Linked DNA regions of Homo sapiens: region 2 is linked to region 1. A link is a loop called in an ENCODE intact Hi-C map of the cell type or tissue named here. Cell type or tissue: heart right ventricle. All regions are shown on one strand. Links, peaks and the distances in the headings refer to the core of each region. The heading gives the core; the rest is flanking DNA. Region 1 overlaps NRP2 (neuropilin 2). Region 2 overlaps NRP2 (neuropilin 2).

Evidence for each region. Peaks named below come from ENCODE experiments on the same cell type or tissue, not always from the same donor. Only the 100,000 strongest peaks of a DNase experiment are listed, where the experiment ranks them.
Region 2: it touches region 1 in a loop (4-fold over the local background); 32 of 110 quality-filtered maps call a loop at or near these places.

What each region holds. Positions count from the first base shown.
Region 1 is chr2:205,684,272-205,699,186 of GRCh38, forward strand. It overlaps NRP2 (neuropilin 2), which reads left to right. Exons shown (of 17, transcript NM_003872.3): 2 at 13,273-13,450. Among named protein-coding and RNA genes, the nearest start is that of NRP2, 9.2 kb to the left of the region's middle. RefSeq lists enhancers at 225-855, 11,193-12,027. In heart right ventricle, for the core only: no CTCF peak of the experiment used is centred there; no DNase peak of the experiment used is centred there; H3K4me3 peaks cover 770 bases; H3K27ac peaks cover 2,257 bases; H3K27me3 peaks cover 247 bases.
Region 2 is chr2:205,745,792-205,762,962 of GRCh38, forward strand. NRP2 (neuropilin 2) reads left to right here. Exons shown (of 17, transcript NM_003872.3): 10 at 1-99; 11 at 3,934-4,050; 12 at 7,044-7,184. Among named protein-coding and RNA genes, the nearest start is that of NRP2, 72 kb to the left of the region's middle. RefSeq lists enhancers at 846-1,397, 2,364-2,987, 2,988-3,611, 3,612-4,234, 6,494-7,693. In heart right ventricle, for the core only: no CTCF peak of the experiment used is centred there; a DNase peak (open chromatin) is centred at 10,420; H3K27ac peaks cover 1,699 bases.

The sequences.
Region 1 (14,915 bases), core at 2,268-4,767:
TCGGACCACTCTCTAGAGTGAGCCTCCCTACCCCTCTGAGAACAGTGTCTGGAATCTAACAACAAAACTCTTAGCAGCTGCTACAGGTGATTGGAGATGGAGAAACCATCTATGGAGGAAATGGGTGAAAGAAAGGCGAAAAAGCCTTCCTGAAGTGCCCTCACCCAAGGCACTTGCAAGGCGATGGCGGCAGTGGTAGAGCTAACTCTGCAGCCTCCTTGGCATCCCCAGAACATCAGCTAGTGGATCCTAGCCTTGCATCTGGTACTGTCACCCTTCCTTCTCCTCACGCCCCCCACCAGCACACACACCACTTTAAGCTTGGGCATTTATTTGAGGGGGGAAGAAAATTCAGGAATGCCTTTGCCACCCAGATCCGCACGTTTGCAGCTCTTTCTTTGCCATAAGTGGTCTTCAGGGCAGCTGCAAATCCTGCCAAAGGGATGGGTGGGGGTCCCACTTGGGGAGATTTTCTGGGCCTCCGCCGTTCCCCCTTGCCTTATTTCTAAATTCCCAGCTTGAAGCGGAATTAAATTACCACTCACAGACCTGGATGCTGCGTAAATTATGTATGTTTGTGTGATTCGCTGTGTGTGTGTGCACACGCGCGCGCGCCGTGAGGATGCCCACAGTATATTATGTATTCAGACACGGACTCCAGTAGGCCCCAGCGCGCGAGCGCGCACACACTGGCACTCACACTGGCGCGCACACACATGCAACTTCAGGTTCCGTGTGCTGTGCGGAGCGGGAGGGGTCGTGAAGACTCAGGGGCCATCTCCTACCCCAGATGTTCGCACATCTGTCCCCGAGCGCTGCTTGGAGTGTGTGTACGTGTGTGCGCGACACCCGCTTGGACCCACTCCCGCTCTGCCACCTGCCTGCCGCGCTCTCTGCAGAACCCCCTCCCATCCCAATCCCCAGCAGTGCTGCGTCACTTCCAGAGAAGCCCAGAGGCGCGGAGTTCGGGGCAACCTCGGACCCGGGGTGGGATCTCAGGGTGGGATTCGAAGCTGGGACCTGCCAGGGACCTCCAGCTCCCCAAAATGCGATCTCAAGCCGTGAGCTGCTCAGGCTTTCAGGCGGAGCAAAGCACTGGCACCCTGGGAGCCGGCAGCGGGTGGCCAGGGCGAGGCCAAGCCACATACCTCTGACTCACCCGGTGTGCGCCGGCCGGGAAGGGGGCCTGGTTCAGCCGCCGCCGCCGGCGACGAGAACCAATTCTGGGAAGGAGCAAGATGGGGCAGAAGGTGCGCGCGGGGGAGCAACTGAGCAAATAACACGGCGGTCGCGGCGCGCGGCACCTTGGGCTGGCGCGTGGCTGGGAGGCCGCATGGGCGACGCGCACCAGGCTGCCCCTCTCCTCACTGCGCCGCCTCGCCAGACCGCAGTGCAGCCGCTAGCCTGCCTCCCTCCCTGCCCCGGGCGCCCCCGCCAGTCCCCTGCGCTCCGCTCTGCGCGGCAGGCTCGCCGCGACCCCTAGAGAGACGGCTTTGAGTGGCGGGAGGCCGAGGCCGGCTGGCTTGGGAATCCAAGCGCTGGCCCAACTAGGTGAGAGGAAACTGGGGTGGGATTTCGGAGAGGAGGGCGGAGAGAGGCGGGAAGGAACCAGCTTGAGCCCCAGGAATGCGCGCAACTTGCACAGCCTCTAGAAGCGCCGCGCGCCCAGCGCCCGCCGGTGCGCAGGAACAGGTGAAGAGCACGCGGCGTGCGGCCATCCACGTGGTGGGGACGTGATAGCCCCTCAGCTCTCCTCCTAGCCCTCCCTCCCCTTCCCCGCCCCCCAGCGCCTTCTCTAACGCCGCATCGATTTGTTTGGGCTACGCAGCAGAAACAGAGCCCAGCGATCCATAAACATTCTATTAAGCAAAAATATTCCCAGCGAAAGCAAAACCGAGGCTGAAGCCTCCGCGAAGTTGGCCGCCTCCAACTACTCCATGCTTGTGCCCTCCTCCTCCTCCTCCTCCTAAGGACACCCCCAGGGAAAAGCCTGCGGCATTTCTTCAACGCTGCCCTATGCCGGAAAGTTAGGTCTCGGCTGCAGCGCTGGTCTCTGGAGAAGCCTCTGCCTGCAGCCGCCGGCGAGTTCCCGCCTCCCCTCCCCAGCCGCCTCGCTCTTTGCTTTTCCACGTGAGAAAAAGAAATGTTCACGGCCGATGCTTCATTTTCACTGATTGATTTCTTTTTAATATCAACACAAGTTAATGGAGGCAAGGCGCGCTCTGATTGAAGGGCTGCCCCCGCCCTTCGACTCGGGCTGGCTGTGCCGGGGGTCTTTCCCACCGGGTCGCAGGCGTCCAGCGGCTGGGTGGCGGGCGCCGGTAGCCCTAGTGTTTGGAGGTGGGGGAGGGATTTGGAATAGACTTGTCGCCCCTCTGGGAATCATCTGGGTTGGGGAACCTTCGGGAATCAGCTTTCCAGACCAAGTTTTAGGGGATCTTGCCCATATGCGTTGCGGCTTCTGCGGCTCCGGCTGAATTTCTTCTAAAAGATAGGAGATCCACGCTCAGGTTTATTGGCGTGTGCTCCCTGCTCGGCTCCCCTCCCTCCACTTCCTGTTCTTTCGGTTTCAGACAGAGAGGAGAGCCCCCTGGCGCTAGCCATTCCCGATCAGCGCCCACTACGAACGTCCCCTTTGCTAGAGTTAATCATGATCTGCGGGGGGACTGGGTTTTGCTCAGAAAATCATTCAAGTCCTGACAATGGGTTTCTTCAAATGGTGGCAACTCCCAGGCCTAATGTCCCCACCTCCGGGACACATCGCTTGGGGCCAAAAGAACCCAGACCCCATAACCATCTACCCCTCCCCTCCTCGTCTGGAGAGCTTTGATCTATGCTTGGGTTTTAACGCCATTGCCATGGACACGCGCAGATTCTCGGTCAATTCACCCTTCCGTCTGGACTGGATGATCAGATAAGAGGTGTAAATTGGCTGTGGGAGACAGGTCTGGGTTCAGACAAATCCTGAAAGAGAAGCAATGACGGTCTAGGCGCCGGATAAGGGTTTGAAGTGTTTCTTTTAGCCTGTCTCCCCAAAATGTGAGATGGCCATTGGCGAGCATAATAATTTGCAAGTAAACTGTAAACTCCTAGATTTTACGCAGACGGCCTGCTCTGGGCTCTAGGGATTGGTCTCATGCCCACATTAAATGGGTACCCAGTAAACATTTTTCCCCCGTGATCAGCTCCTGGAGGTAGGGAAGCTGTGGCCAGTTGCCAGCAGAGCACACAGTGCAAGACAGTGGCAAGAGGAGCACTCCCCAAAGGGCCCCGGGCAGGCCCCTACTCGTCCAAGCGGTGCCTGGTGGAATTGTGAATGCGCCAGTGCACATCAGGTTTGGAGTTTTATGTCATCCCATAGAGCCCTCAGACATTAAGCTACGGAGCACTCAACTGGCAAAATGAAAGATTGGAAGGCTGCAGTGACTGGAACCCAGGCTACCCAGACAGGACTCCTGCTGTCTACCAAATGGCTCTGATCCCCTGCTGTTGAATGTATCAAGTCCACGTTCTGCAGCAGAAAGGCCAGTTCCTATCTTCCAGGCATAGAAAAAGCTAGGAATCCAAATGCCAATTCATATGCAGTGAGGCACGAATACAAATGACAGTGAGGGAGGGGTCTGGGGTCAGTGAGGAGAGACACCAGGGACCAGATGATTCTGGGGACCCTGGTGTTTTTCATTTCACTCAAGTCTTCCCTAAAGCAATCAGGAAAATGAACTGACTCAGGATGACCTGAGTGTAAGACAATTCTGAGTTGACAGAATTCAAGAGCCAGGTAAAGAGGTTTCCAAATATATTCTCCAAAGGTCCAGTTTGGAAAGACTTTAGGAACTTGAGCTGAGATCTTCCTTTCTTAAAAGATAGAGCAAAAGAAGAATATCTTTTTAATTTCTTGAACTGACAAGAAAGGACTTGAAAAGTGTCATCTGGGCAATGGCTTGTAGTGTTATTAACATATTTGAGGTATTTTATTATCTGACCATCACTTGCAACTGGATAATCTTTGAGATACCTTCCTTGAGTGGCAGATAAGTATATTGATCACCAGAAGTTAGTCTTTGTACTGTTCCTTCCAGGTAAGGACTTGGCTGTTTGCTGATTTTTGTTTTTTAATTAACCCATTTCTGGAAGATGCTGCAGAAGTTTGTCCTGGAGAGCTACAGTATTTTTCAAAGCTTTATCTGCCTTGATGAGAAATGGTCAGAGGCTTAATGGTTTCATTGCCTAACAGGATTCAGTGGAGTAGGATTCCAGGACACAGTGGCCTTGTATCATGGCTGGCCCTCCAGGAGAAAGCATCTTCTAAAGGTTTAGGAAGCTGTCAAGTTTAGATAAGGCTGAGCTCCGATCCTCTGGGACCTTGGTTGTATTAATAAGGAGAAATTAATTTTTAACCACTGGGAACATTGCCAAATTATGTGACCTTTGGCAGACCAGCTGTGCTATAAAAATAAATCCCCCATTTCTGAAAATGCTACTCCTATCCAGTAGAACAATAACAATGTGGCATTTAGGATAGAGAAGAGTAGGATTGAGAAGAAAGGAGAGAAATAGGAGTTGGCAAAAAACAAAAAAACAAAACAAAACAAAAAAAACAAAAAAACCCTTCGATGTTGTGATACATGGTTTCAGACCTGAACTTCCTATCCATCACCCGCCCTCCCCGGCCCCATGCCTAGGGTTTCCAGAACACAGGAAAGAGGGCCAGGATGACAAGGAGCTGAGTGCCTGTGTGTACAGGGAGTGGAGAAGGTGTTAAGTGCTTCCAGCCCACTCACACCCCAGCCTCAAACACATCTCTCATTGTTCACACAGACAGAGTACTGGCACAGGCAGAGAAAAGGGGGTTTTCAAACAGGCAAAATATTTGTCTTTCCCTAAATGCTACCAAGTAGGTTTGCCACTGAGAAGTTTTGTGGGGATCATCCCTGGCCTTCCCAGCTTCTGAAACATGGGAACTAGACTGCCTGGGTTTAGAATCTAGCTCAGCCACTTGCTGGCTCTGTGATCCCAGTATCCTGTGTGATCAGATACTTAGTCTATGTGCCTCGGTTTCCTTGTCTGTAAATGTGTTTGGTAACAATACCTACTTCATAGGGTTGTTGGGCTATGTCAGATTATGTAGAATACTGTTTGGCACATATGAAGCCCATTCTGAAGTCACTGAATCTTTAAAACTGTTTCAGTGGGGTTAGTGGAATCTCGTGATCGTAGAAAGCACACTATAACCATTGTGGTAAGTTGATTTTTATGAGATTTAAAAAATAATTCTTATTCTCAGTTCTTCCACCACCAAACCTCTGTGTTTTGTAAGCACCATATTATCTCTCGCCATGCTCTTCTTCAGAGAATATTCTCTGCTGAGTTCTTATCTTAGATTTATGTCTCCCTTGCATTTTTTCCCTCCTTCTTCCTCTGTTTTCAGTATTCTTACCTCCTATTTTCTTTTTAATCTCTCATTTCCTTTCCTTTTCCTCCCCTTCCATCCTTCAACACTGAGAGTGTGCTCAGCAGGGAACACCGTGTTTAAGGCGCTCTCCCGAATGTGTAATAACTTCTACTCTGGCACTAAGGCCCTTCAGCAGCTGAACTCAAAAAAGTCATCATAAAGACAAAATAGCTTTTACCCAGCAAGGGTCTTAATAATCCCATTTCCCTCTGGGTCTTCATAAAGGAGTCATTATCTAATCCAGAAAAAAAGGAGGGGCTGGGAATAACAAAAGAGAAGCTCTCGGTAGCACAGAGTGCACGAGGCTGCCGGCCAGCTGAGTGCACGTGGCCGTGGTACCCTGCTCCCGCCTCCACAAATCCTGCGATAACCAGTAACCAGTTCTGGCGAGTCTTTCAGCAGAGAAGATAATGGGAATTGCAAATTACTAGACCGAATGCTAATAATAATTGTTTGGATACAGGAGAAAAAATAAAACAGATGTTCCCCAAAGGCATTCTAGGGGCTACAGAAAGGAAAATGAGGAGGGGGTTGAGTAAAGAGAGGTTTGCTGAAACCAAGCACAAGAAAATCCAATACCAACAAATGGCTTAGTGATGAAGTAATAGTCAGCATCTTCCTGGTGGTACAGATAACCAATATTTAAAGTTGCCTTTGGAAGTGTGGGGGTTGGAGTGAAGGGGACAAAACCCCTGAGATAAATTAATTTTACTAGTATTAAAAATAAAATGGCCGAGCATGGTGGCTCATGCCTGTAATCCCAGCACTTTGGGAGGAGGAGGTGGGCAGATCACCTGAGGTCAGGAGTTCGAGACCAGCCTGGCCAACATAGCAAGACCCCATCCCTGCTAAAAATACACACACACACACACACACACACACACACACACACACACACACACACACAATAGCTGGGTATGGTGGTGGGCGCCTATAATCCCAGCTACTTGGGAGGCTAAGGCAGGAAAATCGCTTAAACTTGGGAGGCGGAGGTTGCAGTGGGCCGAGATTGTGCCACTGCACTCTAGCCTGGGTGACAGAGTGAGACTCTGTCTCAAAAAATAAAATAAAATAAAATAAAATGTGAATGTGCTTTGAAATTTATCATTATTATCTGCTTTAGGGTGTTCTAGGAGACATAGTTCGCACTAACTCTACCTTGACCTACTTGTGACTAGGTATTATTATCCCAGACAAGTTATTCAAACTCTCAATTCACCACTAAGAAACATTTGCACTTAATAACAGCTGGGGGTGGGGAGGGAAGCGCAGTAGCTGTGGCCGCAGAATAATTTCTGATAGAACTCTCAGAGTCTGTCCTATCTAGTGATACCTTTGATGTTCCTTTGGTCACTTCTTAATTGGTTAATTCACCAAATCTTGATGAGTCTGACTTTTGGGAAAGGTTCTGGTTTGATCCTGTAAGACTTGCCAAAGATGGATCAGCAAGGAGTCATGACCTCAAGTTGCTGGTGGCTCAGTAGACTGGATGAGGCCCTCCAGAACTCTCACACATCTCAGAAGATGCTAAAGAGCTTCAGCCTCTCAGATGCACAGAGGAGAAAGACCACTCCCAGTATGGGAGAGGAGAAAGGGCAGAGGCAGCCTGGAGTGAGAGAGTAGGTGGGATTTAGAGCAGGGAAGGGCATACCAGGGGAAGGGGAAGGTGTGAGTAGAGAAATGGATGCTGGGTTGGTTTGGGGAACACTCAGAAGCTGCAGTTTAGAATGTATGGTGGGAAATAATTGCAAACAAGATTATAAATAATAGCTTGGGCTCAATTCAAGGCCCAAATTGCTAGGCAAAGAGGTTTGGGTTTCACTTGCTAACCAATGGGGAGCCATTAATGTTTCAACATAAGCTTCAGTTAATCAAAATAAATGAAGACAATATTATATTACTTTTTTTTCTCCTTTGGTTTTTGGAGAGACCTCAAAATTATTCTTCTGTTTCCTTCCCCAAATGTCTCCTAAAATGGTCAGGAATTGTAATCCCAGATCTCTCATCAATGGCATCAAAATTGCATTTGCAATGAGGGCTGGAAAAGAGAGGACATAAATATAAACTAATGACATTATATCGGCTGCCCTATTGGAATTGCATTTGTTTATGATATAAGATGACAAATAATAAGGTTAACACAGGTGGCATGATTCGAGGTCAGGAGAGGTAATCGCATCAAACTTACATTTTACCGATTAAATGAGGCTTCATTTTTAGAATCTAGATTGAGGGGAGAGATGTTCAAAAGGCCCCATTTCCAGACCCAATTTCCAGTTCTCTCCTAAGTGAATTCATTGGAGGTGTTTTAAGAGAGGGAATTTGCTTCATTCTTTATTCATTTCCAAACTCATATGCTGGCTTCCTCTCCTGCTCTCTGCTTCCCTCTCTCCTTCCCTCCTAGATGGCCCTTTTATTCAGATTTTGAACTTTATCATTTCAAAAGTTCAGAAGGATTTCCATTTGCTGTGCCTTCAGGAGTGCATCATTCACTGCCACCAGTCTCCATAAATTGAGTAGATTGCATCCCTTCCCAGTTGCCTTAGGAAGTGGTCAAACAGCCACATTCCTGGGCTGATGGATTGGCTCATTTCTTCCCAGCTTAAGCCAAGATACAGATTTTATGAGACTGTCTTGTGACAGGCTGAAGTTGCTTTGAATAAAACAAAATCCAGCCTCAGCTCACAGAAATAATTCTTAAAACGCAGCTTATCCCGGGTTGGTGAGCAAAATTTGGTTAAAACCCTGAGCCAACGACTTAGATGATCTGGGTGAGGGATTTGAAGAAACTCCTTTTGGTTTTTCTTTTCATGCATCACTGTTGTTGACATGCTCACACACAGAACTGTGTATCCATAATATTTATAAATATGCAGCCACAGACTCAGTTACAAAAAGAAACTCGTGTTAGTAGACCTGATGTGATTAAAGGAGACATTTGAACTCTCCGTAATGCAAGACAGACATGTTTTCTGAAGAATCCTGGAGTTTGGTTTCAGGCTTACCAAGCAGATAGAACAGGGGTAGCACCTTGAGTAAATGTCTTATTGTCTAGGAGGGTAGAGAATCTTTTGAATTCTTGGCTCAATCTGTGGGTTATAAGATCTATTCCCCACCTCACTACATGGGCTTTGGATTTTAGCACTGGAACTGACCTTTAGAATCACCCCTCTCATTCTATAGATGAGAAAACAAAGGCTCAGAGTTGTCTACTAGCTTACCCAAGGTCACACAGCTTGCTAGTGGTGAGACTAGACTTGATTACTAGGCTTTTAAATCCTGCTCCAATGCTATTTCTAATAAACTTCCTGGTGGAGTAAGTGGCAAGGTGACAACCTCCTTTCTTTTTAAGTAGAAGAAAGAGTTTCTTCTTTGCCTTGCTACCAATAATTAAATGAAAACAATGCTGTGGAAATAGGGACAAAGTGGGATTATGCTGTAGATAAGAAATAAATTATAAAGTAGATAAAGTATATTATTTTCAGAGGAAATGAGACCGATTGCTTTTCTCCACTAAGTGCCCTCAGGTATACATAGGAAATAGATGTCTCCTAGTCATCTGCTCTTTCTCTTTTCCATAGCATTTTAAAGTAACAGGGAATGGAGATGCCCCATTTAGAGGGTTTCAAACCATGTTCCAGGAAGCCCCAGTGGACTTGCAGAGAAGCCCTTCTGAGCTGAGGGCAGGAACTAGGAGGCCTGGACACTACAATGCTTCTGGCTACCTCCCTCCCAGCATCCAAGAAGAGCTCCCTTTTATGTTCTTTGTACATGGGAGGTCTAGGTAGAGTTTTGTTCAAGAAAAAAAAAAAGTACTTCAAAAAAAGCAAATAAATTTGAAAGCTACACACCTAATTCAGTCCATTCTTTGAATTACAGTTTGTGAAGCTGAGCCCCAGAAAGGTCAAATTGAGTGAGTTAAGAGTTGGGTGCCATCTCCCATCTTTCTGCTAATGTCGATCCCTCCCTTTCCTGGTAACCCAGTCCCATCACCCCAGACTCACCTTTTACAACAACTGGGCCCTCTAATCCCACATTCAGCCAATGGCCAAGTTTCCCTGGTTTCGCCAAGGACTTTTTCCTTCAGTTCAACTAAAGCGAGGGATCTGATTGGTCTTTTACCAAGCTGTCGTGAAGTAAGCTATAGTAATCAGATTATCTGCTACAGTCAGGCTTCAGTATTTAGCAAATATTATTGTCAAGTTCAGGTTATCCAGTGTTCCTTTAAAACAATGCCAACTACATTTTTCTAGAAGGCAGACCAGATTTTTAAAAGATCTTCTTTTCCCATTCTTAATACTTCTTAAAAATTAAATATTCGCAAGGAAAGTGATTGGGTTCTGTAGGAAGGTGAGTTCCTAAGTGAAGGGGTACAACATCCCTTTGCCTTTTCAGGGCTATGTTACCCCTAGGCAGAGGCAGATGGTACTTAGACTACCAGCAAAACAACAATACTTAAGAAGGAGAAAAAGAGCAAGACAGAAAGAGTTTAAAACAATCTGATATTTTACATTTCAAATAAAAACACCTAAGTAGTACTTATAAGAGGAAAATCAGAACTTGGTGACTTCAGAACTTAGTGTTCTCTTTATTTCCAATTACATCTGGAGCTGTCACTTTATTCCTTTCAGCCTTGGGCCTTTCTCAGACCTGACCTGGCTCATCCCTCAGCCTTCCCTCCCAGGTATAGGAGAAAATGCTCTAACAGTCCAAGCCTGGATTTTGCTATCTCTCTTCGGGTGATGAATTTGCCCCAGGTGAAAGGTATTCACAAAATAGTTGCAGAATGAAGTCTTTTGTCAACTCACCCAGCGGGCTCAGTAGCTCAAACAGGGTCAATTTCCCCTCTGTACATGGAGATTGGCCTTAAGGGTTTTGCCCTTGAGTTCAACTCTCCTTTGGCTTAGCTTGACTCCTCTGAAACAGAACAGCAACCATGTATAAAGTTCATTGTGGAACACAATAAAGACCTACAAAGTAATGGATGGTATAGCTCTTCAGAAGAAATTTTAGCTAATTTCTATTGGGACATGTTTGTATTTAGGAAATGATGTGTCCCCAACCCTAGAAAGGAAAGATCAGTTATCAAGAGGAGAAGTAGAATGATTAAGTGTGTTTTCTTTACAATTTTTACTGATATGTTTCAAGAATTCTGTTCTCTCCAAGAAAAATAAAAACAGAAATTCTAGTATTTATCTTTGTGGATATATGTTTGTGCAAATGATGTGTGATATTTTATGAGAAGGTGTGAACGTATGTATAGGACTAAAGTGTGAATTACTGATATGTATATGTACTTGAAGTATGTTCAATATCTATGTTTGTGTGTGTTTCTGGGTGTGAATGCAAGCCAAACAAGAATGTGAATTTATAAATTTGTAAGTATTGAAAAGGTTACCAACACACAACTGAAGCAGATGTTCTAATGAGTTCTCTGATACTTCAATAACTGCCCTGATTTTCTCCAGGTAAAGAAAGGATAGAAAAAAAGCAATGGATGACTCCTTTTTCTTTTGGTTTAACAGCAGACAGTACAGACTATCAGCTATGGGATATATATATAGTTTAATTTTTTTGTGTGGTGGTGGTGAAGAAATGATCACTTCTGCTGTAGATGAGAAATTAAACCTTCCTGCGAAGAAGTTTCCTGTCTTTATTGCTGATCTGTGTGCCTGGTCTAATTACTAAAAGTTTAAACCTGGGGTGTGGGGAATTGAGGGAGAAAAGTTCCCCTTTCAAGAGTAATTGGAGAGAAGTAGAGGAAGGGATGGGGAAAGGAGGGAGAGAGTGTGGGTAGGGAGAGTGGAGAGTATGTGGAAACCATAACAGTTACTAAACAGGAGCTCAGCTCAGGTTTCCTCTGACGAATTCCAAGGCAAAAAAGTGTGGTTTGGGGTGAGTTGGTGGCAGGGCTGCAGTTTTCTGCAAAATATCTGGCAGAGGAGCTGGACCCGGTAGAAAATTCCCCCTTCTGCTAGTTGAGTAAGAGCAGCTGGTGATCTATGTCCTCACACCTCTGCCTTCTCAGAGGACCACTCCACCCTATTTCATGTGCATAAGCCAGGACCAACGGGCCTCAATTTGGCTGGCTAGATGACATTAGGTTCCCAGCATGGGTGAGTGGTGTGGGCACCTGGAAAGCCTATGGGTATTGGCTGCAGAGGAGCTGGGCCTCATGGCTGGCCTCATGTGGTCTGGGTGGGAGGGATGAGCTCATTGTCTTCATGGGCTGGGGTGGGTGCAGGGTCATTAGGTAAGAAGATGATGTGCTGTGTACCAGCCTGAGGAAACGGCTGCTTTTGTTTTCCACCCAGTAGGAAATGGACCTGAATTCATTCCATTCTGGGCAGTTCAATACGGCACAGTTTGAGCTCGTGGAGGCTTGATGCCGAAAAGGCTACTTGTGTGGATTTGTGTCCCAACCACCCGTGTGCAGCGTGCCCATCTTTTATGCATTTAAAGCCTGTCAGGCCGGTAGTCTAAAGCAGAGGTCTGGGAGATAGTAATGCCAACAGACATGGGGAATAGTAAAGTGCACCTGTAGAGTTAAAAAATGCATGACCTGTTCCCTCAAAGAGTGAACACAGGAGAAAGACCCATCCTGGAGGGCGGCTGCTGAGTCGTAATACATAATTCACGGGCCCATGCTGCTCCATGCAGATGGCGATATTAAATCGTGATTGATGCTAAGAGACACACACATCTCAGGAAGGTCTCCGAGAGGCTTCTGAATATTTCCATGTCTCATGTGCCTTCCCAGCTTCTGTTCTACTGTGGTATTTAAGCAAAACTCCCTATTTCCCAAGAATCCCTGCTGGGGATTGCAGAACTTTACTCCCGAATAGATGAGATTCCTCAAATGTCATCACCCACCTTTGGAGCCTTTGAAGGTGGCTCCCTTCCCTCCCAGGCCACATGAAGCTGTCTGCCTCCAGCCAGGCACTGCAGGTACAGGGAGCCAGCCCTTCCTGCAAACGGCCAGTTATGGCTGGACAAAGCAGCAGCACACTCTGGTGGTGGTGACCAGGCAGGAGGGACAGTGGGCAGACAGCGCAGAAGAAACAGATGTTCATTCAACACAAAGCACCTTTGTCGAAATTCCAAGGCTAGAGCCAGTAGATTCTCTAATACAGATTTTTCCATTCGGTGTATAATGAAATAATAAATCAAATTTGTGGTATATATGGAATTAAATGTTTGGGGGGTTTGCATTTTTTTTCTTAAAAAAAAATTTAAAAAGGCTGCAATCACCCTCCAGGGCCTGTTCTGGCCCAAAGCTGAAAGTGCTTCCTCTGCACCACATGTAATTGTTACCAGGCTCGCTTGTGGGTCGGCACCACAAAACCACCATTGTCAGTTCCCAGAGCCCTGACTGCTGGCTGCCTGGGCTGGGCTGGGAGACACCGAATAAAATGAAGGATTTATGAGATAAAGATAGAGATAGGAGGTTGAATGAGGAGAGGAAGATGGGCCAAGGAGGGGAGGCAGGAAAGGCAGGGAGGCATGTTGAGTTTGCAGTCCTCTTGTTTTTTTAATCACAGACCATGTAATTGAGAATATTTATGGCCATGTTCTGGAATACTTTCATCTGTGTGTGTGTGTGTGTGTGTGTGTGTGTGTGTAGTTGGGTGGGTAGGGGGAGGGATGAGCCGGAATAATCTCTTCCACCGAATGAGTAAGTAGGTTAGTCTTCTGGACTGCCATAAAAGGTCTGTAAAATAGTTTTAATCAGACACTGGTACAGAAGAGAAGGAGGGAGTGTGGGGGGAAGAAAGTTGTAACATATTTGAAGTTCTTTGGGTCGTTGATTTCTCTTTCAGACCCACCGTGCGGAGGTCGTTTGAATTCCAAAGATGCTGGCTATATCACCTCTCCCGGTTACCCCCAGGACTACCCCTCCCACCAGAACTGCGAGTGGATTGTTTACGCCCCCGAACCCAACCAGAAGATTGTCCTCAACTTCAACCCTCACTTTGAAATCGAGAAGCACGACTGCAAGTAAGCACCGTCCTGTCCCACTGTGTATCCCATCCATGAGATGCACACGCCCTGCCCCCACCCCTGCTCTTGTCACTTCTATCACCCCTCACCCCAAGACCTGCTGCTAACCAGTGGTGGATCCTGGCCCCAGAGGAAAACCTCAAGGGGCATTCCCTTTCCAGGGAAATAAAGGTGTGGCTGATCCCACAGTATGGTGGAAAGAGCCTTCTTGAGTGAAAAGTAGAGAATATTAACCTACCTCCAAAGGCCGGTAGTGGAGGAGAATTTCCATGTGGTGGCAGGGGCTGGACTACAAAACTCTACTCTTGACTTTGGGTTACCTTGCACTTGGAGATCTCCCCATTTCCACAGCTGCTACATGTATAAACCCCACCCACTTCCTTAATAAGATAGTAGCTGTATCCCCAAGTGGAGACTTCCCTCGCATCCAGCCACGCAGGATCAGCCTGTTACCTTATATAGCGGTAACTGGTTTTCTTATAGAAAAAAAAAAGGGTAAAAAAAAAAAAAATCTAAGTAGTTCTAAGATTCACATTGGTTCTTGATAGCTGTGCTACACAAGTAGAGTCTCAAAGTCAGTGTCATGGATTTATTTAACAAACACTCTTCTAATTGCATTACAAATATTAATCCATTTACTTTGCACAGTGGGCCCTGGGAAGTTAGTGCCATTATGATCTCCATTTTGCAAAAGAGAGAAAACCGAAGCACAGAGAGGTTAGGTCAGTCACCCAAGGTGACTCAGCTGGTCTTACAACATTGGTTCTGCCACCCTGGAAATGTGTGGCTTAGGAACTCCCAAGTGGACATTTAGACACTTGGGAGTACTTTAGAAATGCCATGTTACTACCGAGGTCCCTAAAAGTTAAGGTTGGGAAGCAGGCAGCATGTCTAGAATGCAGATGTGCTTTAAGCTGTCTACTGAGCTCCATCTTAAAGTCTTTTCTCATTGGAAATAAAGTGAGAGTTTTTGTGCAGAAAAGAATGTGCCAACAGTCATATTCTGCCCCAAATGAGCGCCTACGGAATGCTGTTACTCTGATAAGTATTCAGTGCTCCCATGTGATTCATAAATTGTCTAAGCATTCCTTGCTATTAAGCAAGGAATTGCAAATACTGAAAAATTAATAAGGGGGCCAGCTGGCAGGACAGGTACCAAGGAGAAGGCAAAACTCCTACAGGCCAGGTCTGGGCCAGCACTTCCTCATGGAGGAAACAAGGCCCCTCTTTAACTAGTGCTAGACTGTGAGGCTCAGTGAATTGATGTCATTATTATCCCCCTAGGGCTAATTTGCACCTACATAATGGTTTTCTCCTAACAAGAGGTAGCCTTTGTTGAAAACCAAAGGGTTTCCCGGATGAATGCCTCATGTGACGAAGAGTCATAAGATGAAGTTTCTAATCCCAGATCCACTCTTGACTCAACGGATGACATAGGGAAACTCATCAGTTCCTCTTTGTC
Region 2 (17,171 bases), core at 8,964-11,463, 68 kb after region 1:
TTGACCCCATTCCGGCACAGTATGTGCGGGTATACCCGGAGAGGTGGTCGCCGGCGGGGATTGGGATGCGGCTGGAGGTGCTGGGCTGTGACTGGACAGGTAAGATGACATTTCCTCCTCTTTGCATCTCACCCACATGGTCCTCTGACCCTGGCATCCCACGAGGCCCTGGGAGGGCTGTGGAGGGGGCAGCCATCCCAGGAGCTGGAAATGCTGCAGACCCCTGCCATGTTCTCCTGCCTCAGACCACGGGTACTGCAGCCTCTGGACTTGGGACAGTTTCTCAAGGGATGTACTTTGTCTTTTTTAAGGGATCATTTCAGTTCTCCAACCCGAGTCTCTCAAAAACAAATCATAACCACACACCACCCACCCAAATTCAATTAGACCCTGGCTCTTCAGGCCAGAGGGCTGTGGCTGTTGATTTAGGGAAGAAAAAAACCCCTCATGATAATAAAGTAATCGGTTTATGTCTGAATCTGGCCTCCAGATGTCAGTGGCTAAGAGACTTCATTTTCATTTCGGAGCCACATCTGTAAAAGGCATTTATTTGCTCAGGAGGGACCCTGTTGCAGGGAGCTGATGGGGGCAGGACTCCTTCTCATTGTCCTGCTCATTCCTGCCAGGTGGCCCAGGCCTTGGGGAACACCTCTCATCATTCCAAATGAGGGTGAGGCCCACGGAGGGTGCCCAGCCTTCCTGGTTTCCGAGGGAGGGCCCTGCCCTTCTGAGTCAGGCCCTACCTTCCTTTCCTTGGGTCGCCAGCCCTCCTCCCTCAGCAGAGCTGGCACCAGATCTTACCCAGAGCTCACTCACTGCCTGCCAAAAGGAGTTTGTGGGAGCCACTGGGGCTCAGGGACTGAGCCTGATGCCAGCAGGAGCAGCCACCAGCCTGAGCTATCCTGCCCTCCTCCGCCAGAGCCCCAGGTATCCCCATTTTCCTGTCTGTGCCGTACCTGTCACGGGCTCAGCCGGCAGGATGGCATGAGGGATTAATAAGGGCATGTCGGAGAAGTGCTTTTGGCTCCCAGGGAGAAAAATGCTGCCTGTATGCTGGCTACAGCAGCGCAGAGGAGCCCTGTTGAGGCACACGGGCTGGGAATTGGGCCCAAATTAGCCTCCTCACTTTTGAATTGAAGGCAGCCCCAGCGAACACATCTTCATAGGAAGACACTTAACTCCCCATTACCTGGGGATGAGGCCAAAGTTCCCTGCAGCCTGCTAAACGTGTGTCACCCGTCCTCTCACAGGTGCAGAAAACCTCCCCCCGATACAAGCTGGCTTCATTTATGTGCCCTGGAATCAGGGGCTCAGCGCTGTAGGGGATCCAGGAGCTTGTAAGCCAGTGGCTTTCACACACTTCTGCCCATGATACACAATTTAAAATAATTTTCCTTCACAACCCGCTTCACTTATAAGCACTCACACACAGTGGTGTATACGGGGTACAGTGTATGGGTAAGTGCTTGGACTCTGGAGACAGATTGCCAAGTTCAAGTCCTGCCCCTGCCATTGGCTGGCTGCATAACCTCAGAAAAGTTAGTCTCTCAGCGCCTTGGTTATCTTAGCTGAAAAATGGAGAGGACAATAGTCTGTCTACCCCATAGGGTCATTGTGAGGATTAAATGAATGAATGGATGTGAAATACTTAGACTACTGCCTGCACCCAGCAAACCTGTTATGATAAATAACTGTAACTGAAACAAAAGGTTCCCAAAGCAATGGTCATCTTAACCATGGAAGTGCACTCCAAAATATTATAGTCGGTATGTTTTAAAAGCTGGTCATGACCTATTCGACGGATTCCACAACCCAATGATGAGAGTGATGCGTGGTTTGGGAAATATCACAGACCTGGGCCAATTCCTCTTTCATAGACAAGGAAACAGCCCCAGAAGGTAGAAGTCACTTGCCAGAGGTCACTCAGCTGGATGAAGTCCACCTCATTCTTCCCCCCATCCCTTGCCCTTCAGTGCCATGCCCTCCCAGTCTGGCCAGTGGGACAGTTGCTAATGACCTCTTTCCTTCATTGCTCCCCAATCCCAACATGCCCCAAATTACACTGGTGATGGTCAGTGACAGGTTTCTTATTTCAAAGCCCTGCCTGGCCATTCCTTGGAAGATCAGAGTTGAGGAGCGTTCCCCTCTGCCCAGCCTCCTTTCCTTTGAAGTCTCTGACATCTGGTTTCAATTTCAGGGGTAGCGTTGCTGTTTGATGGGCAGTTACCTTGGAGCACCCAGTACAAACATAGTACAAACAGTATAAACACCGAGGCCTCGGTGCCCGCCGTTCCTCCACTTTCATTTACACGCCCTGCCCTCCGGTGCCTCATTGGCCCCTGGGTTTAACATTCTTTACACCAATCAGCTGACCCATTTTGCTACCTAACATTTCCAGAAACTGTTCTCCATAGGTCACGTGGCTATGTTTGCTTTTCGAATTTCCATCTGTTTCTCACACTCATCTTCGGTTCACTTCTTCATCCCTATCCCAAAGGATAACAGGAAAAATAATGGGCTGGGCTGAGCTGCTGCAGCTAAATACTTTGACAGGGCTGCTTCACCTGTTAGTTGGTTTGTGTTTCAAATAATTATGTTTTGCCTTACTGCCCCATAGTTTGCTTTACAATCGAGTTTCTATGACACAGTGACAAACTTGAACTTACAAATTAGGACACTTCGAGGTTATTTGCTATTTACTGTGAGCAAAAGGCAGACACAGCAAAGGGAAGTATGAAAGGTTATGTGCGTAGTATTTAATAGCAGAAAGGTGGGAAGCCGACCGTGAAAAAGCTATTCAGCGTATTTAGCAATTTCCTCCAGCTCCTGGCTTTATTAAATGGTATCCTGAAGGGTGCCTGACAAAGGCGCCTAATCACATACAGTAGTGCAAAGGAGCATGTATAGAAATGAGAGGGACAAGGCACTGGCATCCTGTTGGAGGACAGCTCTGGGATGAAGACACCACCCCAAAACACATGGACTTGAGCACCAGTTTCCAGAACCCCTTTCACCCCACCCAGGGCCTGACTCATAGCTCCATTCACTCCCTCAATAGTTGCTGAATGAATGACGGGCATGAGCAAATAAGCAAATGAATAGGTGAATGAATCACCTAGAGCTGAGGTCAAAACCCCCTGCCTGCAGCCAGGTTTGGCCTAGCCAGGGTTCATTGTGTGCTACTTAGTATAACATTTTTAATAAGTTGCCAACATGTAGAGTCTGGAGATTTTACTTAGGGATTTTTGCTTTCTTGTTGGGGGAAGGAAAGGGGGAAAGATTTGGAAGACCTGGCCTGGCCACACTGGGCCACCTCCCCTCCAGGCCCCAGTCTGCTGGAGCCAGTCATGGAGGCCACCTTTAAACCAGGCATGTAAGATCCCAGCTTTCACCACCTCCTCTCTCTCCAACCTTCCCCTGCCCTCACAACCACGTCTGCTTTCCTCACTTACAGTAGGTGTTTGGATCCAGGAAACACTTGAACTTGCCACACCCTGACCTAAAGACATAGCCCCAAATCACTTTCACCATGTAGGGTCTGAGCCTCTTTAAATCCATATTCCCGTCCATCCAGTTTTGTGCAAACATGAGCCAGAGTGTGCTTTGGTCCTTCCTTGGAGTCAGCGTCGCCTGTAGCCCCCTCCATTATTGTCTCGTGGCCTTTTGTGCTAAACTCGGGGCCTCTGCTGTGGAGTAAAGAATGTGGGTTTGTGTCCCTACCTCTGTCACTGCTGGTTCTGCAACCCAGGACCATTCTCATTCTACTATGGTGATGCCCCTGACTTCGTTGACAGCACACAGACATGACTTCAGAGTTCCGTGCACATGTGTGCATCTTCTTTCCCTTCTCTAGAGATGTTTGGCATCTTCCTCCTGCTGGGTTGCAACACAGGCTGCTACAGCATTCTCTTATCTTCCTTTGCCCTTACACAGACTCCAAGCCCACGGTAGAGACGCTGGGACCCACTGTGAAGAGCGAAGAGACAACCACCCCCTACCCCACCGAAGAGGAGGCCACAGAGTGTGGGGAGAACTGCAGCTTTGAGGATGGTAAGCACAAATTGCCTCCAGATGGCATGGGTGCGGACTAGTCAGAGTGGGAGCTGGCCTGTGGCTGGACAGGGACCTAGTGGTCCCCCAGATCAGAGATCCAGGGGATCTCAAAGAAGTGGTAAGAGAGGTGGGGGCACTTAGGGGTTTGGGGCAGTGGCTGTTTACAACCAATGTAGAAGCATTTGGATAGTGTAACAACCAGTACAGCCCTACTGGTGTGAACCCACTAGACATCAGGTGAGACAAGGATGACTCCAAAGAGAACTCCTCTTTTGAGGAGTCTCATTTGTTGAGCCCTCACTATCTTGCTTGTCTGCTAAAGGAGAACCATTCTTATCCTTAGAATTCACAGCTCTGATAGTTTTTCCTGTTAAGCTGTGTGTGTATGCTACAGCGAAGTGAAGATACGGCAGTCATCTGGGTGATGGAGCGCGATAGTTGGGTTAATCCAGCAGTTACCTGTGACTTAATTGTGTTTCCCTGTGTCTTTCACCGCCACCAATTTGAGAAAGTATAACAGTGATGATTCTATAAGATAGTGCACTGTATCCTCTATAACTGGAGTGCAGATCAGAGACAAAGGCGGAAATGTAAAAAGGCATCTTCAACCGTTCCCTCAAAACTCAGGGGCTCCGCATTTCTGGATGGGTCCCATCACATGGGAAATTCTTTTCATTTATCTTCGGAGTATATCCAAGTTAGATAAAAACAATAATTGGCAGAATCCAAAAGTCAGTCACATTTTAAATCATACTGCTAAAGTCACCAAGTATGAGGACATTTATAAGAAACCACAAATTTTGGAACACCTGGCATTTTGGCTAGAATGTTAAGCTTGACAGCCTCAACTTACAGTAAATTACTGATCATTATTAAATGTTCATTAAACAAAATGAGGGAAGATTGGCAAAGAGACTAGAGAAGTGATGGAGACATAAAGATATAGGTAGATGGCAAAATCTGTGGAACCTGCAAGCACAGCCGTTTGACAGTTAGAGGAACTACACTGATGGAGTGGATGACTCCAGAAAATGGCTACAAAGAAGAATGGGAGGAAAGCCAAGAATAAATGCTGAAGTTATGTGACTGAAAAAGCAATAATTTAATGCATATGCTTTGGGGATTGTGCTTTCATATTATTGTGTGGGTGGGGGACACTGTTGGTCGGGGTTAGTTGAATACAGAATTCTGACATTTTAATGAACTTGTTTTTGTTTTATGGAGAGAAGAAGGAGACTTGGAGAATCTTCCAAGACATGTTTCAGATAGTTTGAGAGCCAAAAGTGGAATGCATAGGGAGTTAACATACGATATTGGATTTACAGAGTTAGCTTGTTGGGGGACCTGGAGTGGGGGTTCTAGCTAAATGACAATCAAAGGAAAAATTAAGGGTTCTGCTGCAAAATTTCAGAAGTTTATTTTTAATATGATTTTCCCGTTTCTAGTGGTTTGTTTCATTTGAGGTTTCTTTGATGGTTCCTCCCTTTTCTTTTTGCAAAAGTTTTTTTTGTAGAATTTGGTTCCTGAGATACAGTATACATGTAAACATTACAGAGGATTTATGCTATATTGAATTACTTCGTATTTTTGAAGAGAAAAATAGAAATTCAGAAATTGTCAGGAGAAGGGGTGGTAAAGGCTAAGGGCTGACTTTTCCAAGCCACAGGTTGATGCTTCTGTAATAGATTCCATGTGTCTCTTCTAAACTCAAGCTGACTTTGGCCAAGGGTGGGCAAACATTAAATATCCTGTCCTGGAAAGGGAAGGCATTTACAGGGCCTGGTGGCAATCTTCCTCCTCCCTCTGACGCCAGCAGTGCCCTGCCCCCCATGAGGTGAGCCCTCCTCACCCCTAGGGTGAGTAATTTGTTTCTACCAGTCCGTGGCTCCCTTTAGACTTCCTAACCTGCATTCTAAGCCTTCCCCAGGGAAATTCCTCTCTAAGAACCCTGGGAAGGGAAGTGAGAAGGGCAGAGACCCCACTTTCTCCCTGCTACCAACATTAGCCAACATTTTTCCACTGTCTCCGCAGGCACTGCCGGCAAACAACCAAATCTGGGTTCCCATTTCCTCTTTCCCCACGTCCACACCACCCCCACTTAGTCACATATTTGGCATTAGCTCATACTGGATTTTTGGAGCTGGGTGGAACCTCAGAAGAAACTCTCTTGGTTCTGTCTTCAGGCTCAGGCAGGTGAACCATCAAAGCAGACAGGACACCACTGTGTCATTAGTTCCTGGATTCCCATAGGGAAAGCATTCTCTACCTCCCGGGGTCGCAGCCTCCAGGGATTCAGCATGATGGGAAATTATTTTTCCTCCTGGCCAGCACTGAGCTGAGAAGCTGGCTGGTCTGGTCCCTTCGATTTGCTCTTACCATGCCAAATTTCCCACCGGGCATACCTCCCCATGGAGATGCTGGACTGTCCCAGTCTTCAGAAATAGAGACGGATCACAAAGAGGTGAAGTGTAGCAAACAAGCCTTCCTTGTTTCTGAGGTCACTTTCTCCTCACTGGGCAGAACCTCCCAGGGATTTCAGTCTCTCTGGATGCTAATGGGCTGCCCCATCTCCTCTGAGAGCCAGGTTGGCAGGAGATGAGATAATACTTTTTTTGGGAGCCAGCCTTCCACCAGGGCACTGGGGAGACATTCTTCTCTGGCATTTAGGGAACAGCAATTTTCACATTTGTCTGCTCTCCGAGGTGGACAGAAGAGGCTGATTAGAGCCTGAAGCCATTTGGTAGCCTCATTCATAATTGCTTACTATGGGAACCACTGGCAGACTTGGCTTTCATGCCTGGGAAGGATGAGACCAAAGCCTGACCCGAAAGCCAGCGATCGCCAAGATGAGTTAAATGAATAAGCAAAGGAAGCCACTTCTTTCTCTGCTCTCCACTCAGGCCTTGCCAGCCATTTAAATAGTACCACTGTGGCTGTTCTCTGAACCCATTTCATTTGCCTTCCTTTGGGTTATTGTTTTCCCCTTTTAGACAAAGATTTGCAGCTCCCTTCGGGATTCAATTGCAACTTCGATTTCCTCGAGGAGCCCTGTGGTTGGATGTATGACCATGCCAAGTGGCTCCGGACCACCTGGGCCAGCAGCTCCAGCCCAAACGACCGGACGTTTCCAGGTAAGCCAGCTGTGAGTGAAGATATGAAAGAGTTAAGGCCAGCTTGTTCCACATACTTCAACCCCAGATTCCCTTACAAGCTTCATAACTTCCCACCGCACAGCAATCCTCTATTCTTTGCCCACAAACCACCACAGTCTTTGCTCAAGACGTCACCTCAAAGAATAGCCAGTTGGTGGTTCCCAGCCTCTCTTGTGATTACAGCACAGCCTGGAAGCTGGGAGGGAGAAGCGGAAGCCAAGATAGAAGAAAGAGGAGAAAGAAAAAAGGGACAATTGGGAGGCCCTAGGAGATGGGGCACGAGTCAGTGTCCTCTTGTTCCCATAGCCAGCACCCACTGCTATTATCACAGAGCCCCTTGTCAACTTCGAGCTGGGTACTGTTCCTAAAATGGCTCATTGGGAGATGACTGGCCTTGAGTTTGATTTATACGTCTCTGAGGGTGCCACTGCTTCTACACCAAGTCAATTTGAGGGACCAAAATGCTGCCACACCCATGGGTATCTAGCAGAGCTGCCTGGCACTTGGCCTCTAGAAGAGTATTGCTGTAAGTCCTGGATACATTGTTAAGCCCACCATTTTAGTTTCAGAAAGCCAGATTTCAGAAGCTTCTCCTGGCACTGCTGACAAGAAGGGGTTGCCTCTATCCCTTCTAAACAGGTAGCAAGAGTTGTCTGCTATCTCTGCTGTTACGTGCTTTCACAGCAGTATGATGGTAAATGTTTAACAATAGGCTTTTTAGGGATTAAAAAATAAACTGCTTTTTAACGTTTGTCACTTTCAGTGGTGTAAATACCCTTACCATAGCTGAGCTTAAGCTACCAACACAACATCAATGGAGATGGAGTTGAGAAGTCAGTAAGAGAGCATTATATAGTTTTTTTTTCCATTGTGCAAATACAGTAGACAGAAATGACTCCAGAAGTATAGCTACTGATAAAATGTATTAAGATAACTAGCAAGTGTTGAGTTTTGAGGATTTGTTACCTTTGTTTTTTAATACAATTTATTGAATTATAGCTTTATATAATTTAATTTTTACTAATGAATACATTTAACAACTGGCTTGCAAAACACTTGACAAGCAGCTCTCACAAGCTGGTACACCTTGGATCTAGCACAGCACTGAGTGACTTTGAATTCTCCTGTACTTCTGGCCTGGACCTGAGACCTCCATAAGCACTGGAGAGGAGAGGGGTGAATTCCGGAAATTTAGTAGATCAGTTTGCCAGGGTACAATAGGAAAAGGCTAGAAAATAAAAGAGGGAAAGGGACCTTCCCTTCTGCAGGCTTCCTTAGAACTGCTTCTCACCCCAAGCACTGGCGTGTCCCTTCTTCCCGGTGGGGGCAGTGGGACAGATGCTAGGAGAACACTTGGAGCTGGCCTCCTGACACAGTCCACACTTGCTTCCCTGGAGGGTCACAGTGCCTGATCCGGAGAAAAACATTTTCATATTTCAAGTGTTTATCTCTTCAGCATTTGAGTGCTCAGAGAGATTAATATCTGAAGATCACCACAGCCTCAGGCAAAAGAAGAGAACACTTACCCCAGTCCAGCCTTAATCACCCTCCCTTCTCTGTTCACTGCAATAATGTTTAATTAATATAATGAGCCTCCTGCACGTTGGGAAAAAATACTTATTTTTATAACCCAGCCTGGATTTTTCATTTCATTTCCACTCCTTTGAGACTGCATCCAATTAATTCATGGTTGTTCCCAACCCCCATGTTTTATCTGAATGTAAAGAAGGTTTGTGGGGTCTGTGTAGGTGTGGGTATTCTAGTGTTAATGTGTGTGTGCATGAGTGTGTTTGTGGTTTCTGTGCATGGGTGTGTGTGTGTGTCTGTGTGGTATGTACCTCAGCAGAGGCGCTTGGAATAAAAGGATATAGCCGGGGTCCTCTGCAGGCTGGGGAGGTTGGCTGGCTCTTATTCAGTGTCTGTCCTCAGGTTCATTCTAATGATTCTGGCCTCCTCCCTTGACTCTTCTAAGCATATTTTCTCTGGGAGTGTCTGAGGGCAGCCCTACCCAGGCCACAAGGCCACCAATTACTGAGTCACAGCTCCAGGGGAGCTTAAGTGACCTCCCTTTGACCCTGGCCTGGACCTCTGTTTCTTCACCCGTTCACCACCGCCTCCTCCTCGTCCAGTCCTGGCCTTCACCCGAAAGCCCCTATGGTTGACCTTTGCTACTGGTTGGGAATTCTAGTCTTTGTCCTCCTTCCAGTTGATTCATTATACCCTGTGGTTTGGGAGGGCTTTTCAGAGCAAGCTCACAAAGTGGGCAGAATTCCAACCTTTGGCTGAATGGATGGGGACAGAGAGAAAATTACGGCCATAAGGAACTGCTAAATCTAATGTTGTTCCTCCCTTAAGATATTGAAAGGGAAAGTAATTATTTTCCTATTCCAGAGGAATCCCGAAGTTTGGGAAAGTGGCACTTATAACCTGCCTCCAGGAAACAAAATCATAATATTGTTCTCAGAGCCCTTCCCTCTATCCTCTGATGACTTTATGAACCGTTCTCTGTATTTCCCATTTTCCTTCTCCCTACAGAGCTTGATATTGGGCTTTAAGCAGGAGAGGAGAGAAAGCCCTTTCTGTTCAGGGTGGTCCTTACTTCTTCTCCATAGGGAAAAAAAAAAAAGGAGGGGGAGGCCCTGAGGGGATTGGGGAGAAGGGAAGCAGCTGGCTTGGTTGGGGGCAGAGCAACTGCTAATGGGTTCAGAGCGGCTGGCGCCCACAGAGTCAGCCTGAAAGCCTGTTGTGTGCCACACTTTGCCATCCACAGAGGGGACCGTCCCACTCTTCACGAGCGTGTGCCATATGCTTCATCCCCTGATGAGATAGGCAAACAGAAGTAATGAAATTTAAGAAAGGAGGTGTCTCTGTCAAGTGTGAGGGGCGTCAGGGTGAAGAGAAAGGTGGATGGGAGAGGAGCTAGCCGTGTTGAAGTACCCAACACGGGCCCTATGTGGAAACTGCTTACATTCCTCGGATATTTTCTGATTTCATTATTTTCTCATATTTTCTTTCTTTTTTTTTCCTTTCCTTTTCCTTTTAAGTAAGCAATTAGTTCTGTTCTTTTTGGCCAGTGGTTGCCTAAGGCTGAAAAGCACCCACTGGTTTCATTCCACTGTTTTTGTTTTTCAAGATAGTCTTTCAAGCCAGTCAGAATTTCTGTTTTTAGCTCTTTGCTTGTGGCTTAGCTGCCTGGAGTGTGTTCACACCAGCCTCTGGGGACCCTGTTCCAAATTCAGTGACCCCTGCTAGCTGCGGAGGAACACTCAGTGTTCTCTAAGAGGCCACTTTGGCTTTCCTCTGTAGTGACAATGACATAGGAAGCACCCCCTTACTAGGAGATGGCATGTTTCCTACATTCTCAGGTGCTTTGAACATAGACAGAGTTTTGAGAATGATCAAAGCCCAGCCTTTAAGAACCGAGACAAAAACTCATAGGGCGGGCAGGTATCTAAAGCTGCAGCATTGAATATTGTAGCCATGAGCCATGTGTGGCAATTTTATTTTAATTAATTAAAATGATTACAGCCAAAACTTCGGTTCTGCTGTCCCACCAGCCACATTCCAAGGGCACAGTAGCTACACTGTATTGGTCAGTGCATAGACAGGGCACGTCACTGTATACACGGCATCATCACAGAATGTATTGGACAACACTGCTCCAGTGCTTTGGACACTCACATGAGAGCAACCACCAGGGGCCCTTGATGATTCTTTAGTTCCCTGGTTTTGGTATGAACCAAGAAGCAAGTAATGGAGGGATGTGTCTTCTGTGGGATCCCTTGATGGAGTGTTCAGTGGCTGGTATCTTTATAGCTGTCTCATTCTCCCTCACTAGATAACTACAGTAAAGTAAGCAAGTAACATGGCATTAGATGGTGTAGGAACTATTGCGATTAATCAAAAAGAGCATTGTAAGTAAATATTAATACTAAGTAAGGTCAATAATCATCATCATTGTGATTGTTGTGTCATTTTTATTGTCAGGAATGAGACAAAGAAGATGAGGTAAAGGGTACTAGGCCAGGTCAGCTTCAGAATCCTCCAGTGTGTGTTCCCCCTAAATCTGTGCTCTTTTATTCGTGGGTTGGCCTTGTGAAATCTGATTACAGTATTACTTCAATGACTTTCAATCATGAAAGTGATAGAAAGAAAACAAGCGAAGCTGATATTGAACAGAGCTTTGACTGCCTGGTCAAAGCCTATGGGATTGAGGGAACAGAACCTTTACTCTAGGCTCAAAAACAAGCTCAAATGGGAGTAAGTCGAGAATCTTAATGTTATAAAATACCCAAATTTTACAAACAGTGGCTGGCTATTCCTTCAAATGTAAGAAGTAAGATTGTTAACACCTCACTGGGGCTATTTTGATGCAGACTGAGCCATTGAATGAATTCCGTTAGAGTGGGAGACCTTAGCCATGATTCACGGTGGAGGCGCACACAAGAAGATTAAGTGAAGTGTGGATGGGTATGGTGAGTGGATGGTTGCAGAGAAATCAGAGGAAATAACTGATGAGTGAATTTACTCATAATGGGCTTGATTTTAGACAGTGAGCAAGTGGTGACTGAATTGAAAAGCAACTCTGAGTTCAAAAGATCAGGTGGGACCGATGGCAGCAAACAATCCATTGAATTGCTGTTAGATTGAACTGTCTTCAGAAAGAGGTTGCTGTGGCTTGGCTGGGGCACAGACACTGCAAATCCAGAGACAGAACTTCCTGGGCTCTGGACCATGATAGATAATTAAAGATCAGGAGCAGCTTGGCTAAAAGAAAGCCAATAGTCAAGGAATAATTTCAACTGGAAAAGAAAAGGATAGAGGCCCTTCTTTAAGGAAGGTAGAAAAACATCCCAGGCTTTGCAGAAAAAAATAACAGCAGGAAGAAGCTTTCTTTACCCTTTTTTTTTTTTTCCTGCAAATCATGATTGGTTGAGTCCCCCAGCAGTGTGTGGATTGATAACGAAGGGGCAGAATGACAAGACAGCCTCAATGGCAAAACCTTCATGAAAGCCGGCAGAGTGAAAAAACAGCTCTGGGTAGATTCCTGCAAGGGCTAGGACTGAAACCTTCATGTCCACAAAATGGTCTATTGTAAACCTTGAGAACATCTTGCTAAGTTTATCCAAAGTCAGTGTTTCCCTTAACTGGTTGCTAATTTGAGGACCTTAGCAGAGATAGGCAGACCTTGGAAGGCCAGCTGAGGGCTGACTCATGTTTTAAGCATGGACTATGCAAAGAGACTACATCTCCTACAGCACTAAATATTCTTTCAGATGGTCGTTCTAGTAGGAGGGCAAGATGCTAGCCAGGAGATGTGCGTGTTGGACAGATGGTGTGTTTGGCTTTGTGATAGCCAGGAGGATCAAGCTGGTGATTTATTTCAGGGTTTGGTGAGGTGTAGACACAACTGATTCCATTGCTGTTGGGCCAGTCGCAGTCACGTGTTCACATGACACTTAAGCAGCTGAAGCCAGATGCGGCCGTAAATCGCCAGGTGAAATATCAAGAGACCTTTCCAGAGACAGCAGCAGGTTAAAATGCTGAATGGCCCTGTCCTCTGTACTTCCTCTTCACCCTTTTGAACTCCTGTTGTTCATTCCCAGGCGATTGTTTTCCCTGTATCATTGGCAACAACAGATGTTTTGGGTCAAGGACCCAGCGAAATGCCTCCCAAGTATGTCAGGTCCAGGAGGAGAGGAATTGTATCTCTGGGACATTATTTCTTCAATCTCTTTCAGCAATGGAACATATTTCCTTTCCATTGTCTTTTTCTTGGAAGCTGTCCATTGCCGGCATCATAGCCATCAGCTACAAGAACAGGCAGGGCTGGTTCTTAGCTGGTCAGTTGTCACGTTCAGGCGACCTCTTGACAATCCAAAGGGCTTTACCTCAAGGTTCAAGTAAATAAAAAAGTAGCCCCCCGCCCCCACCATACCAGCTCTTTTGACGGTCCAAGTAATCAGTAGCCACTGTATACCTAGAACATCTTCTGTGTCTGACAGTGGTGGGCCATAAATCGGGAGATTCCAGAAGAACAAACTTCAGTTGCAGCACGTGTTTGATCTCAATATCTATGTGTGGGTGCCATGACTTAAAAGAGCTGAAGCATTTATAATAGCTTGGAAGAAGGGTCAGTGGAAAACCAACACTGCCCTAGAAAGTAGACATTTGAACCATGCCCTAGGAAGTAGACATTTGAAGGGGCAAGGGTTCCTAGGGAAGCAAAGACTACGAGTCTTAATTCTTCACAAGTGAAAATGTCTCTAAGTTGGAAAACAGAAATTGGCTATGCTCCATCAGGGGTAGAAGGAGGAAATGTCTCTAAATGACAGCAGGAAAACTTTAAACTGAATTTAAGAAGTTTCTGATGGTTAGGGTTGTAACCTAGAAAACACACTACAGACGTGGCCTATGGAAACTCCTTCTCTGGAGAATTTAAAGCAAAGGGTGGACAGCTGTTCTTGGATGCTTTTGGCACGGTTCCTCCGGGAGGCAGGACTGGCCTGCCCTAAGATCACTTGAGGTCCCACTCTTGTTCCAGGATCATGTAATATTTTATTTCATCTACTGTGAAGCAACACAAAAGACCTGTGGTGATGGAAAACTTGGGGCCGGCTGGTTTCTGGAGAAAGAGCAGATAAGGGGAACCAGTCTTTGTCCAGAGAACATCTTTACTGCCCTCATGCCAAACATACTTCTTTTTGAGTCTTGGATTGGCCTTCCTGGGTTATTGGTGGTCTTTCTATCCTTTTTGTTTCCTAGTAAAATAAAGGCAAGCATAGGAGGGAGTGTGTAGAGTGATATTAATAGTAACAACTTTTCCTGAGCTCTTAATGTGTCCTTGTTACTGTGCAAAGCACTTTACATGGCTCATTCCATTTACTCTTCCCCCAACTCTATGCAGTAAGACTGTCTTTGTATCCATTTTACAGATGGAAAGACTGAGGCTTTAAAAGCTTAGTGAGTTAGGCTGGGAGTCCAATCCAGATGAGAAGCTATGCTGTGGCAGGTTTACTGAGTCCAATGAGGATTCAAATCCTACGTCACTCCAATTCTCTGAGCCTCAGTTTCTTTTTGGTGAAAATGGAGAAGATGGTATTTATTTTGCAGAGCTAGATTTCACAGGGAAGGTGACATCAGGGGAGGCAGGTAAAGCCTCCCGTGTGATCGCGCACAGGCAGCAGGTGTTCAATGTGTTCATTCCTTTCCCCCTGCTCTTCTTCTCCCTTCCTTGGGCTTTTCCTGGTCTGAGTCATTCCTTCATGATGTCCCTGGTTCTAATCAGGCCTCTGTCAGTGACAGGCGCTTTGCAGCTCAGCATCTCTCTGACTGATGTCTACTGCTAATTCCTTAAATTTACATATCATCTTTCTTCCCTGGAGCTCATAGCACTTAACAGACAAGTGGGGCACAAATGATTTAACGAAGTGAAATCCAGAGGCCTGCTCGTCTGGAGATTCTGCAGACTAGTGGATTAGCTCAGATGTCAGCACTGAATTATGATCCTTCAGCTGCTTGTGCTAAGCATGTCACTAGCATTAACTCCCTGGTCTTGCAATGTTCCCCTAAATCATGCATAGAGATTGTCATTTTATCGTGAGAGGGAGATGGGAGAGAAGGAGAAAGGAGAGAAGAGGGGAAGGGGCTACCTGGTGGGGTGGGTCACTGGAAGGGGCAGACTGTGAAACCTTTGGCCTGGCTGTGCCTGGAGTTTCAGTAACAGGAAGGGTAAGTAGAACAGACCCAGATACAATCCATTCAGCCCAGTTCTTCACACTTCCACACACATTTCACTTACCAAATTCTAACCATGATGCCATGATTTCCCTGCCGCTTAAGAATGTAAATTCACACAAGTGACAGTATCTCTGCCAAACAATTTTCAGGCAGCAAGTGGGTCTTATTTGTGAAACTGTGAAGGAAGAAGGCTGAATAATAAATCTCTAAAATCTGGTTTCCTTTATATATGAGGTGGCAACAGTAAGGGCTTGGAAATTACCGGAAGCGTGGGAGCATTTAAAGGGTTCTCACTGGTGTCTCGGTACACTGGGTGCTTCCACAAGCCACCTTGTCATTACTGGTGCACCTCACCTTTGAAAGTGGCTGTTGGCTTGGGAGGGTAGAGGGAATTGTGAAGGGATTATATCTAAGGGATTATGAGAAGCTAGCTGATTCTCCTGTCCTCATTTCCAATGTATAGCCTCATATCATTCTTTAACCGTGTATTTATCATTCTCCATTCATCCATTCATTCATAGAAACAAAATTTTCTTGAGGAGTGGCATATATATAGCACTATCTAGGGGTAGAGAGAAGAAGCAATGTTAAACCTTATTATTTGTAAGACCAGCATTTACAATATAACTGGGGTGATAAAAAAGACATGAAAAAACCAGTTAAATTATAATGCCAGGCAGTGAGTGATTACCTGCTGAAATCCATGGAAAATGGCCTGCCTGAAGTCCTTTTAAAAACATAAAATCAGCAGTACAGTCAGTAAATGCTAGAGTTGTTGAGAAAAGAAGCGGATTAATGTTGCATGTGCCAGAATAGTTAGGAGAAGAACTAGCCAAAGGGACGGGGTAGATGGAGTGGTTCAGGGAGTGGAGAATTACAGCTAAGAGGAGAAAAAGCAGCAACGGGCCCAGTGGGGAAGCCAGTTTGCCTCAAACAGAGTGTGATTGATTGCAAGGACTTGGGGCAAGCTACCTGCAGAGCAGCTGAAATAAAGAACTTATTGCATGAAGGTGGAAAACCTGCAGTCAGGGGTCTCGGCTCTGCCATTGAAGTTGCCTCTCTACCTTGGACAAATCACTTTAACCTTTCTGAGCAGTTTCTTCATCATGTGCAAAGTAAGGTTAGTAAGTCCTATCTCACAAGGATATAGAAAGGATGACATGAAATATTGCATGTAAATGTGCTTGTAACCTGTAAAGCATTATGCAAGAATGAGCTTTAATTATTATCATTAACAGCAGTAATAGTAAGATCTGATAGGGGAAGCATAGGTTTAGAAGATCTTTGAGGGTCTGATTTGGCATCAGTGTATCCTCCCTCAGCAGACACCATTATTAATTCTCTTCTGTAGACAGCTGCCTTTTAGTTATCTGTGCTGATTTTGGCCTTGCAGAGGTCACACCTTGTAGGGTATGTAGACAGATGTGGCTTTGGATGGTTGAAGAGGCACAAACTGGAATCCCATATACGCATACTAAACTGGTCTCATTTGACTTCAGGGAAGCATAGCTTCTGAAGCACTAATCCCAGAGAGCCTAAACAGGAAGGAGCTTAGGGGAGCAGGGAGGTAGGTGAGGCAGCTGGGGAGTCAAGAAGGAAAGAGCTGTTTCTGGGCCACTGATGGGAGGTCCAGCACAGGCTCAGCTCTCACCTAGAAAGTTGAGGTCAGCAGGATTAACAACAGCAAAGCAGTGGTCCAGGGAGTATTGCATTGATTCTAGGCTCTAGAATCCTAGCCCATCTACCCTGACAAGTCCAGGATATTCACAGTCCCTGTGGAGTAAGAAAGCTCTGTGCATCTGTCCCAGGTTAACATGACCTCACACTAACATGATCCTAAGGCATCTGACGTGCCCACATTCCATGCTGCATATGTGGTAGAAAAGTGGCCCTGCCATCTTGCAGAAGTATTCAGCCTAAGACGCCCCTATGTTTCAGGGCCAAAAAGAGGTACTGAGATTTCCTCACCAAATGCCACCTTGTTCTCTGTACAAGTGGCCAGAATGGTCCTGTACAAGTTGGATTTGAAGGTGCAGGTCACACCTGTGTTCTGCAAGGCACGTAGTCTGCCAACAGCAACAAGAACTCGGTCTTCCACATGAGTGTCTGATGAATTTGAAACTAATCAGCCAAAAAGGCCATTCTCCAAACATTTGGATTGGTAAACCCTTAATTTCCCAGAACACATATATTCTCTGCTAAACACACAGCCTTTGTTAATGATAA